Linked DNA regions of Homo sapiens: region 1 is linked to region 2. A link is an interaction called in ENCODE POLR2A ChIA-PET data of the cell type or tissue named here. Cell type or tissue: PC-3. All regions are shown on one strand.

Region 1 (5,000 bases), 170 kb before region 2:
GGAGATTCAGTGGGAATATTTTGAGGATTTATTTGGAGTAAGCTGTGCTATGTAATATTCACATGCACACATGTGCACATGAGCATGCACACACAGAGATACACACACAAACACACAAGATAGAAGTGCTTCTTCCATCACTATGAACATTTTGAGGGATTAAGTCCAGGAAGGCTGTAATAGCCTACACAGCTTAGTATTAAAATGTGGATGCAGAGTGAGCTTGTGTATAACTCACACCCAAGAGAACCCTGCATTTTTTTTCTTTATAAAGAACATATATATTACTCAAGCTTTAAAGTAAAAATGTTTCATTGCTTGAAAGGACATCCTTTATTCTTTAAAAAGTAATATCTATTACCTTATTATTACACATTTATTTTACCTTATTCATGTAAAATATGTGCTTCTTTCCTGATTGCAACTCTGGGTTTTGGGGGCTGGGAGCCAAATTAAAGAGCAAATAAATGCTGTTTTACTCATCATCACCTGGAGGAGAATGCTTTCAGGACTAACTGAAGCAAGCTCAGTGCTTTTATCCACTTTTCCTCAGCCTTTGATTCTAGGCACAGATATCAGTTGTGGGCTCAGTTGATGAGCTTAAAATAAACTCTTTGTTTCTGATACATGTACAGACTTAAAATGATTGCAAGTGTGAGAGTTGATCATTATGTTATTTTGATTAATCACATAGCAATTTTCATCTCAGGAGTGTGTTCTGTCCATTTTCCTTTTAATTCAAAGCTCCCTGATTTGAAGCTATTTTGGTTGAGATAGAGATGCACCTCCTTTCAATAGCATGTAGAAGAATAAACATTTTTTATATGGAGATGTCATGATTTTATTATCATGAATCAGCAGTGCCCTCGATGGATAACCAAACCAGGCCTGTAATTACTGCCAAAAAAGAAGAGATTCAGATCAAATATTTCAATATCAAGGCTGGGCACAGTGGCTCATACTATAATGCCAGTGCTTTGGGAGGCTGAGGTGGGAGGATTGCTTGAGGCCAGGAGTTTGAGACCAGCCTGGGCAATAGAGTGGGACCCAGTCTCCACAAAAAAATTAAAAATTAGCTGGGTGTGGTGGCCCATGCCTGTAGGCCTCGCTACTTGGGAGCTGGGGCAGGAAGATCTCTTATACCCAGGAGTTTGAGGTTACAGTGAGCTATGATTGTGCCACTGCCCTCCAGCCTTGGAGACAGAGCAAGACCCTGCCACACACATGCAAACAACATTTTAATATCGAAGATACTATTCCGGAAGAATGAGATTTGCCCTAACATTTAATTGTGTTGTAACCAATACTTGTATACGGCAAGTTTTAACTTAACCAATTACGTCGTATCATATTTTGCAATGGATCGATTTTGGAGGGTAGATCAGAGTGCACAGTTTAAATATTATCTGGCTTTCCTGACAGTTATAATTTTAATGGCACTGGTGGACATCTGATGCTTTACAGGTTTTCCAGTATAAAACTATTTTCGCTATTAATTGGTGGTATGGAGCAGAGGCTCAACTTACTTTTTCATGTGTGTACTAAATAAGAACCCAAACAACCTGTTGAGGGGCCACCTGCTGGTGCAAAGGTCTTCTTTCAGCTCAGAGGCAAGAGTGATGCATTCTTGTCAGTCTCCATGTCTTTCATAAGAGAATATTAGCCCCACTGCATCTCTGTCAGTTGTTAACATCTACATTTCCACATCTAACAAGAAATTTTGAGTGACTATAGTCCAGGGCTTGACAGCAAGTACTTAGGCCATTTATTGCTTCGTCATTCAAGCCCTGCTTCCCTTTTCTGGTAGCAGCAGTTGTCTTCCTTAGAAAATCACTGACCCACCCTGTTATGTACTGACTGTTGATGTCCCCAGCCACCAAATTCATATGTTGAAGCCTTAATCTCCAATGTAGCTGTATTCAGCGATGAGGGCTGTAAGGAAGTAATTAAGGTTAGCTGAGGTCATAAAGGTCACTCCTGATCTAATAGGATTAGTGTCCTTCTAATAAGAGGTACAAGAGAGCTTGCTCACTCTCTCTTTCTCTCTCTCTCTCTCTCTCTCTCTCTCTCTCCACAAAGGCAACAAGGAAAGGCTACGTGAGGACACAGCAAGGAAGTGACCATCTGCAGGCCAGGAGGAGAACCCTCCCCAGACACTGAACTGGGGACTGCTAGCCTTCAAAACATGAGAAATTTCTGTTCAAACCACCCAGTCTGTGGTATTTTATGTCAGCCTGAGCTGACTAATACACATTCCTTACTCCAGCCAAGTTTTTCTTGTGGGCATTTCATTGTATAATGCCCTCTTCCCCTGACCACAGTGTGGCCCTGACTCAAACTGAGCCAATCAGAGTCCCTCTTGAAGATTTTTCAAATTGAGACAAAAAGGAAGAGGGCACAGGGGAAGTTGAAGACGTCATTTTAGAGTTGCCAGTGGTGAGGACTCGAGCAAGGCACAAGAAGCCAGTCTGGGAGAATGAAGCTAAAATTCCAAGAGAAGCAGAAATAACACAGAGAGAGAAGGAGAGATTCCTGGCTGTGGTCAGGGCCTTGGTTCTAGTTGTTTTTGTGGCCCAACTGCATGTCTCTCCTTCAGTAATTTGATAATAAGCCTATTAATTCCTTTTAGCCCAGGCTAGCTTAAATTGGGTCTCTGTCATTCACAACTTAAAGTGTTCCTTAAGGCAGGAAGCATGACTCCTGAGCTTAATGTAACTCAAGACTCAGAGACATTCGGTAAGAAGAAAATTGCCTAATGGATATGCAGCCCATTCACTCTCCTATACATCTGCTTTCCCAAAATTGTGCTTCATCATAGTATCAACATTCTACATTGGTGCTCAGTATTAGAAGCAAACCCATAACACTGTTATAATTTTTTAAGACTCCTGGAGATGTTGTACATGATACAGTGTCTTTTTTAAAGATGAATAAGATAAATATATTTCTAGTTGGAGGCTCTAAGTCTGTTTTTGAGGAGTAACTTTAGTGAAAGGTGAATGGGATTGGATTCAGACACTAGATTTCAAGTCAGGCCCTGCCACTTAGAAGCGGTGTGAGTGCTCAGAAAAACTAAGGGCATTTGTGAAGTAAAAGTAAATACTGTGTGTCCTACATATCTCACATTGTTGTTGTCAGCCAATGTAGGTACAAAGTGCTTGGTAAAGTAGGAACCATAAATAATTGTGATTCATCGGTTCCAATCCTCCTTTTACCATGAATTTCAAGATAAATTTTTCACTGTCTTTTTTTTTTCTTTCTGTACAGGAGCTCCAAATATTGCTGTTTGGAGAAATCTGCACCTTAATAAGAGCAGTTATTTGTGAGAAAAAAAAAAGACAAGAATATATATGAGATGGGTAAGCAATTCTATTGGCCTGGGGTGATGACGATTTTTATCTGCCATCTAGCCCCAAGCTCTGGGCTCTGACTCCTTTGTGCAGGTAAATACCAAGGTTAGGTTTTGAATGTTTATAGCAGAATAATTTAATTTGACTCACTCTAGGGTTGATTGATTATCAGCATGTTGTTCATTCCTATTTTAAGTCTATTTTGATTCAAACCTTGTATTTCTCTCTTCAGGACTGTATGTTTACATGTGGGGTTGGGGGTGACAGAGAAAAGGAGAAAGAAAGATTTTTATTTTTCCTTCTAATAAATACTCATTGAAAAAATCATAGAATGTAAAGGAAATAGTGATATAAATTAAAATTTACTCCATAACTCTCCTATACAGAAATCCTGTTAGCTGTGAGTTTCTTTTCTATATACATTTATATAGTTGAGGTTCTGCATATATATATAATTCTGCATCCTAGCTTTTCAAAATGATGTGAGAGCGAGATAATTTCCCAAAGTCATTAGAATTCATTGAAAATATAATTGATGGCTATAAAATAATTCATAATAGATGGAGTATACATAATATTGATTTCTATTTCATTATTACCTTATTTTTTAGGTGAATTACAAATTTTTGCTATTAGGTTGGAGCAACAGTAATTTCGGTTTTTGCCATTACTTTTAATGCTGTGATTAATATTTTTGTTCATAAAAATCAGTACTCTTTAAAAAGAACTTCCCATATATTTGCAGCACTTCTTTTACTATGTGTGGAGACTCCTCTACTTACAAATAGATTCGTCCTGAAGATAGTGTGTAAGTCCATTTGTTCTCAAGTCCGAAGGGACCAGTAAAGGTATTACCATCTGTTGGTGGTAGGCAAAGATAAGAGTTCTTTTTCTTTATCTAGATTTCTAAATAGAAAGTCCATAAGCAGGCGAGCTTGAGTGCTAAATTCTTAGACACTGAGTTTGCTTCTAAACTATTACATAGAGCTAACCATTTATCTAATTTTCTATCTTATTTTTTATTCAAATAACATACTATACTGAGTATATAGACATATTTATTGCAAAAACATAGCAAATATATAAAATTGTAAGAAGAAAGTTAAAACTAACATTATCTATTGCTGTACTATATTTAACCTTTTGGTATATTTTAATCTCAGTGTGTATTTGTGTGTATTTGTATTTTCCTCCACATAATTAAATTTATACTATTTATGCATTTTGTTTGTTTATGGAAGTCATCCTATAAAAATCAAGCCTGGTGGTATGCATTTAACATCTGAGTATATGAGTTACTATGGTCCAGCTCTTACACTGTGTCCTCTCACCTTACACAGTCCTATGATCTTAAGGCAATAATAATGAAGGAGTTGGTGCATGGAGTATGTGTTGTGGTCTGTGGAGACAGCAGATGTGAGGTCAGACTCCATACTACATCTACTAACTCTGTGACTTTGTGCAAAGTTTAACTTCTGTGAGCCTTAGTTTCTAGACCTAGAAAGTGAAATCAATAACAATACCTACTTTGCAGGGTTGGTGTGAGTATCAAATGGAATAATGTACATGAAAAGCAAAATATGACCTATTACCATTGTTGACTAAGAAGAAAAAGATTTTGTTAAGTGGAAAAAATGGTGGGTAGAGCAT
Region 2 (5,000 bases):
ATTGGATCAAAGCTGTTTAGTAATAGGAACATTTATTAAGCACTTATTTATGCCAGCTAGACAGTAATTTGAGTGTTTTACAATAATTTTTAATTTTTTAGTTATCATATTTATCAATTACTAATTACTACCATCCCCATTTTAACAGATAAGAAAATGAGGTACAAAGAGGTTATATGACTTGCCCAATGTCAAATAACTGATGTAAAAGAGAAGATTTTATTCTAAGAGGCCTGGCATTCAAGTACAGGTTCCTAACCACTGTACTACACCTGCCTTACCATAGTTGCTCTAGAACTATTTGTATTGTTTGGGGGCAAATCACTTAACTAATCTTCATTGTTCTGTATTTGTAAAATAATAGAACTGCTCTGCATTAGATTTTCCCTAAAGTCACTTCCAATTCCAAATGTAGGAAAACTTAAGGCTAGCACCTTTTTTCTCAAGTGCAATTTTCTTAAGCTTCTTGAATTTATTATTATTAGTTAGCAGTATTTTCCATTACCTCATGATTAAATTAAATATATATTTACATTCAAGAATTATTTTCTGGTAATATTTCCCTGCAAGAAGACAAAATGAGACACCAAGGTTTAGTGGAGTAGGAATAGAGAAGCTTGGTTTCTGGTCCAATATGTCTCACCGACATGTAACACAGGCTTACCTGTGTCACTCAGCTTCTCTTTAACTCAACTGCCAACTTTTTAAATTGAGGGAACTTGTCAATACCTCCCATTCTTTTTCATGGTGTTTTGTTTTTCTTGATTTGAAAAAACTTAAAGGATAAAAAACAGAATGGATCAACTTTAATTTATTTAATAGTTGACTATGCCTATCTTTTTATCATTTTATAGTATTAAATCCTCAACAAAGACACCCAGGAGTAAATAAAAATAAAACAGGAAAAGGGGCATACCTATTCACTTTGTTATTAGCAATTCAGCACAATAAATGGTGTGAAAGGAGACAGAAGCTACATTGAACTTAGGGTCTGAACTGGTTTTGCTGCTCCTTTACTATTATAGAACAAATACAAGTTGTTTGCATAATTCTATTTGTCTGCTTTTTCATGTACCTGTCCCTTTGTTATTTTTACATGACTTCAGTAGGGACCTGTATTTTGTGTTTAATACCATGTAGTTAACTAGAAACTCTGAGGAAACTATACATTTGAAGTGAAATTACTACATGATTCTAAACCTGCCTTAGGGAAAATTATATCTGTCCTTACTGATGTCAACTCAAAGTTGTTCCCTTTTTCTCTCTCTAATAATGATCCTTGTTCACCTAATGTACTGAGTAATCTTGAAAATTTTTCCATCTACAAGCAAATTCATGTAATTGACATATATAAAGGTACTTGCATAAAATAAAATAACATCAATTATCAAGTCTAAAACTTCTTTCTGCAAAAAGTGATCACTATTCATATCAAAATAAAAATAAATTCTTACTTTATCAACAAATATATCCAATTAGCATAATGTTGTGACTTACAAAAGCTATTATTGATACAACAATTTTGGGTATGAAATAAAGCAGCTTCATGAACTCTGCAAATAGAGACTAGTCAGTGAACCTCATTTTAATTTATTTATTCCTACCTGAGTAACTACAGACACTTTTATTATAGGAAACTTATTGATGGGTACTTCATTTTTATATACCATATCACAGAATATAAATATCAAACTACGTAAAGAATATCTTCCATGTGCAGAAACACTACAGCAATTTATTCCTAACTCTACTTCTTTGGCTTCCTACTTAATCACTTAAATAGCACTTTCTTATTTTTATGAATATATGCAGGACAATCCAAATATGATTATGAGGCATCAAAAAGTCTCTCAAAATACCTAGAATATTATTTTTCTGTGTGTGGCCAACATCAGCTAATTTCAAAGCAAACATATAATATGCTGAGGACAGATTCCACATCTCTCCAAAAAGAATAAATTGTGTACGCTTAAACCCAGGAGGCAGAGGTTGCAGTGAGCCGAGATTGTGCCACTGCTCTCCAGCCTGGGTAACAGAGTGGGACTCAGTCTCGAAAAAAATAAATAAAATAAAATAAAAATAAAAAAGAATAAATTGTGCACATAAAATCCATACTGCTACATTGTAATATGAGGTGGGTTATCATGAGATTAATGAAGCTTAATATTCAGGGCCCAACACATAATTTTTTATTTATAATTATGTATTCTTTTTTCTAAAGAGAGTCCCTCAAACTATATCAGACCAAGATCACTCAATATTTATAATTATGTATTCTTTTTTCTAAAGAGAGTCCCTCAAACTATATCAGACCAAGATCACTCAAAAATGTTTTTTAAATGAATATATGAATCCAGCCCTATTTTAACCTATTCTTTGAAGGTAATCTCAAGCCCAACCTCCCAAATGCCTTTCCTGATGACTATGGGGTCTACAGATAGCTCTTCTCTCAGAACTCTTATGGCACTCTATCAGTACATGTAAAGGCCACAGATTCTTCTATTCTACCCTATCATTCTACATTGTACAGACTTTAGAATCTGACAGGGTTTTGGGATCAAATATCTCTCCCACTTTTGGAGCTCTATGATCTAAAGAGATTACTTAAATTAGTAAAATTTATTTGTTCTCAAGTAATTCACCTTATAAATGAGGAGAATGATATCTTTTACAACAGGACGAGTGAATTGATCAGGAAGATAATGAAGCTTAAGCTTCGAGGACCCATCACTTGCACTTGTTCCTAGTACTTCATTTTGTATCCATAAGTTTGTATTGTTTTTCCCAAATATAGCATCCAAAGTTGTATAAACTTCAGGTACTATACAACCTGGATCCAGCCCTGTCTATAAGAAGAAAATATAATTATCCAGGCCCAAAATGTTCAAAACCAAAAACAGCTAGTTAGAACCCCCAAATCCTTAGCTCAGGGACTTGGATGACTCCGAGCAATGCCACTGGCAACTTTGGGTCTGATGTCAAGTATACGTATATTATTAACGTTAGAAATTTTTCTTTGGACGGTCAACTGGAAAGTAGCAATGAATGAATAGAGTATAAAAGTCTGATCTTAGTCCAAGGTGTATGCTGGCAGCATACCTGAATCCCTGGATATGAAAGACAAAGTGTTTTTTTCTGGTAAGCATCCTTAAAAAGAACTGTTTCTCAAAAAAGAAGGTAAGATTGAGAGAAGGCTATTACATCTACTTAGTAGGAAGTAATCTGCATTCAGTTTTCCTTATATTTGGTTATGAATCATCATAAATACATTAAAGTTATCCAAATTTGAGTTTTAGAATTGAGCAATAATTTATAAAATATAATTTATTATGGAATATATTTTATATATTTTCTTCACACTTGCCCTTTCATTGTGAAACACAATAAATTTATGCAAAAATATAAAAATGCAATATACAGTGGTAATATATGAATATTAGAGATATCAGAATACAGAGAAGCAGCTAAAACATTTCAAGTACAAATCTTTATTTGAAATACAATACTATAATTGTATATTATAGAGAAAAATGAGCAAGAGGTATATTTTTTCTGCACTAGAAATTCAAAAATTTGCATCTTAAAAATATATACATAATAGTTATTGACAAATTAGTCATTTTATTTTATTCCCATTTTTATCAAATATGCTTTTAAACACTAGAGGATCTATTGCATAGTAATGTTTTCTCTAAAATTGAGGCTCTATTTGTATTCATATCACTGCTTAAAAAATTGATCAGCACATTGAAGTCTATCTTCTTAAATATAAAGATCAGACCATTTTTCTCCACTTCAAATTCCCTTTACACTTGAAGACTAAAAAGTGTCTCTACTGCAAAATAAATACAGGACATAACATGTTTTTGTAAAAGGTAGTCTAGTATACTATCACTTAACACCTCAAGGTTATCAAAAGGCAAATCAGTGATCTCCATATGTGAAAATATAAGTTTGGGGGATTAGTATCTCACTCCAAGAATAGTAAAGTAAAGTATTACAAACTATTTTCTCAGATAGTTAGAAGTATGACTGACTTGTTCAACAGACATGCATTATTGTTGAATGTCTAAGTGCCAGAAGATTCAAAGATGAATCAATGAGACTATAGTTTGCGCTTTCAAGCTTACAATTTAGCAACATATATAAGCATGCATACATATGTAAATTTATAAAGCCCTTACTTCTATATCCCTTCAGAAAATCCATTTCTTTGCTTCCCTTCATAACCAAGCTTCTCCAAAGACCTGCCAAAGGCTATCTCCATTTCTTCACTTACTACACACTCTTAAACCCAGTCAAATCTAGTTTCTACCTCTACCACTCCATCACCAATAAAGTGCATAGTGGCAAATCCAATGGATACTTTCCAGCTCTCCTCTGCCTTTACCCCCGATGAGGTTTAGAACATGCTACCTAAAGTATGGCACCTTGACACTGGAAGAAATAGCAGAAGTAAGAAGGTCACATTGATCTTCTCCCACCTTACTCCGCTGAAGCAGTCCATGAAAAAATGCTCTAATTTTCCTCTGAAGTAGGTCATAAGACTCTTATTCCAGAGGATCCTCCCGATATCCAAAAGAAAGGAATGTTCTTATCTTTGAAGCCAAGAGTTACAAAGAAACTGAACAGGATCTAGATCAATAACCTCTTTCCTGACCAGTGCTGTCTTTCTAAACAAGCACTGAACTTTGTACAATAATGTTTCTCACAAGTGCTGAAATTCAGTGTGAGTGCCACTAGCCACATGAATCTACTGAGCACTTGAAAATAGGTAGCGTGACTAAGAACTAAATTTTAAACTTTATGTAATTTTAATTAAATAGCCATATGATCCTTGTGGCTAATGTACTGTAAATTCCTCTCTCTTCCCTATAAGTAATCTATGATCTTTTTTGCTGACAACTTCCAATTTTATATTTCATAATTTGAAATGTGTTCAACACCCCTACTTGGATGTCTCACAGATATTTCAAATTTAAAATATCTAAAATAGAACT

What was found. ChIA-PET counts read pairs that join two places held together with the same protein. Peaks named below come from ENCODE experiments on the same cell type or tissue, not always from the same donor. Only the 100,000 strongest peaks of a DNase experiment are listed, where the experiment ranks them.
Region 1: POLR2A ChIA-PET joins it to region 2 with 5 read pairs; 2 of 35 experiments call an interaction of 5 or more read pairs at or near these places.

The regions. Positions count from the first base shown.
Region 1 is chr10:59,385,357-59,390,356 of GRCh38, reverse strand. No RefSeq gene overlaps it. Among named protein-coding and RNA genes, the nearest start is that of FAM13C, 25 kb to the right of the region's middle. In PC-3, a CTCF peak has its summit at 1,581 (motif pointing left); a DNase peak (open chromatin) is centred at 2,306; H3K27ac peaks cover 870 bases.
Region 2 is chr10:59,216,001-59,221,000 of GRCh38, reverse strand. All of the region lies in intron 1 of PHYHIPL (phytanoyl-CoA 2-hydroxylase interacting protein like), which reads right to left. Among named protein-coding and RNA genes, the nearest start is that of PHYHIPL, 42 kb to the right of the region's middle. In PC-3, no CTCF peak of the experiment used is centred here; no DNase peak of the experiment used is centred here; H3K27me3 peaks cover 2,334 bases.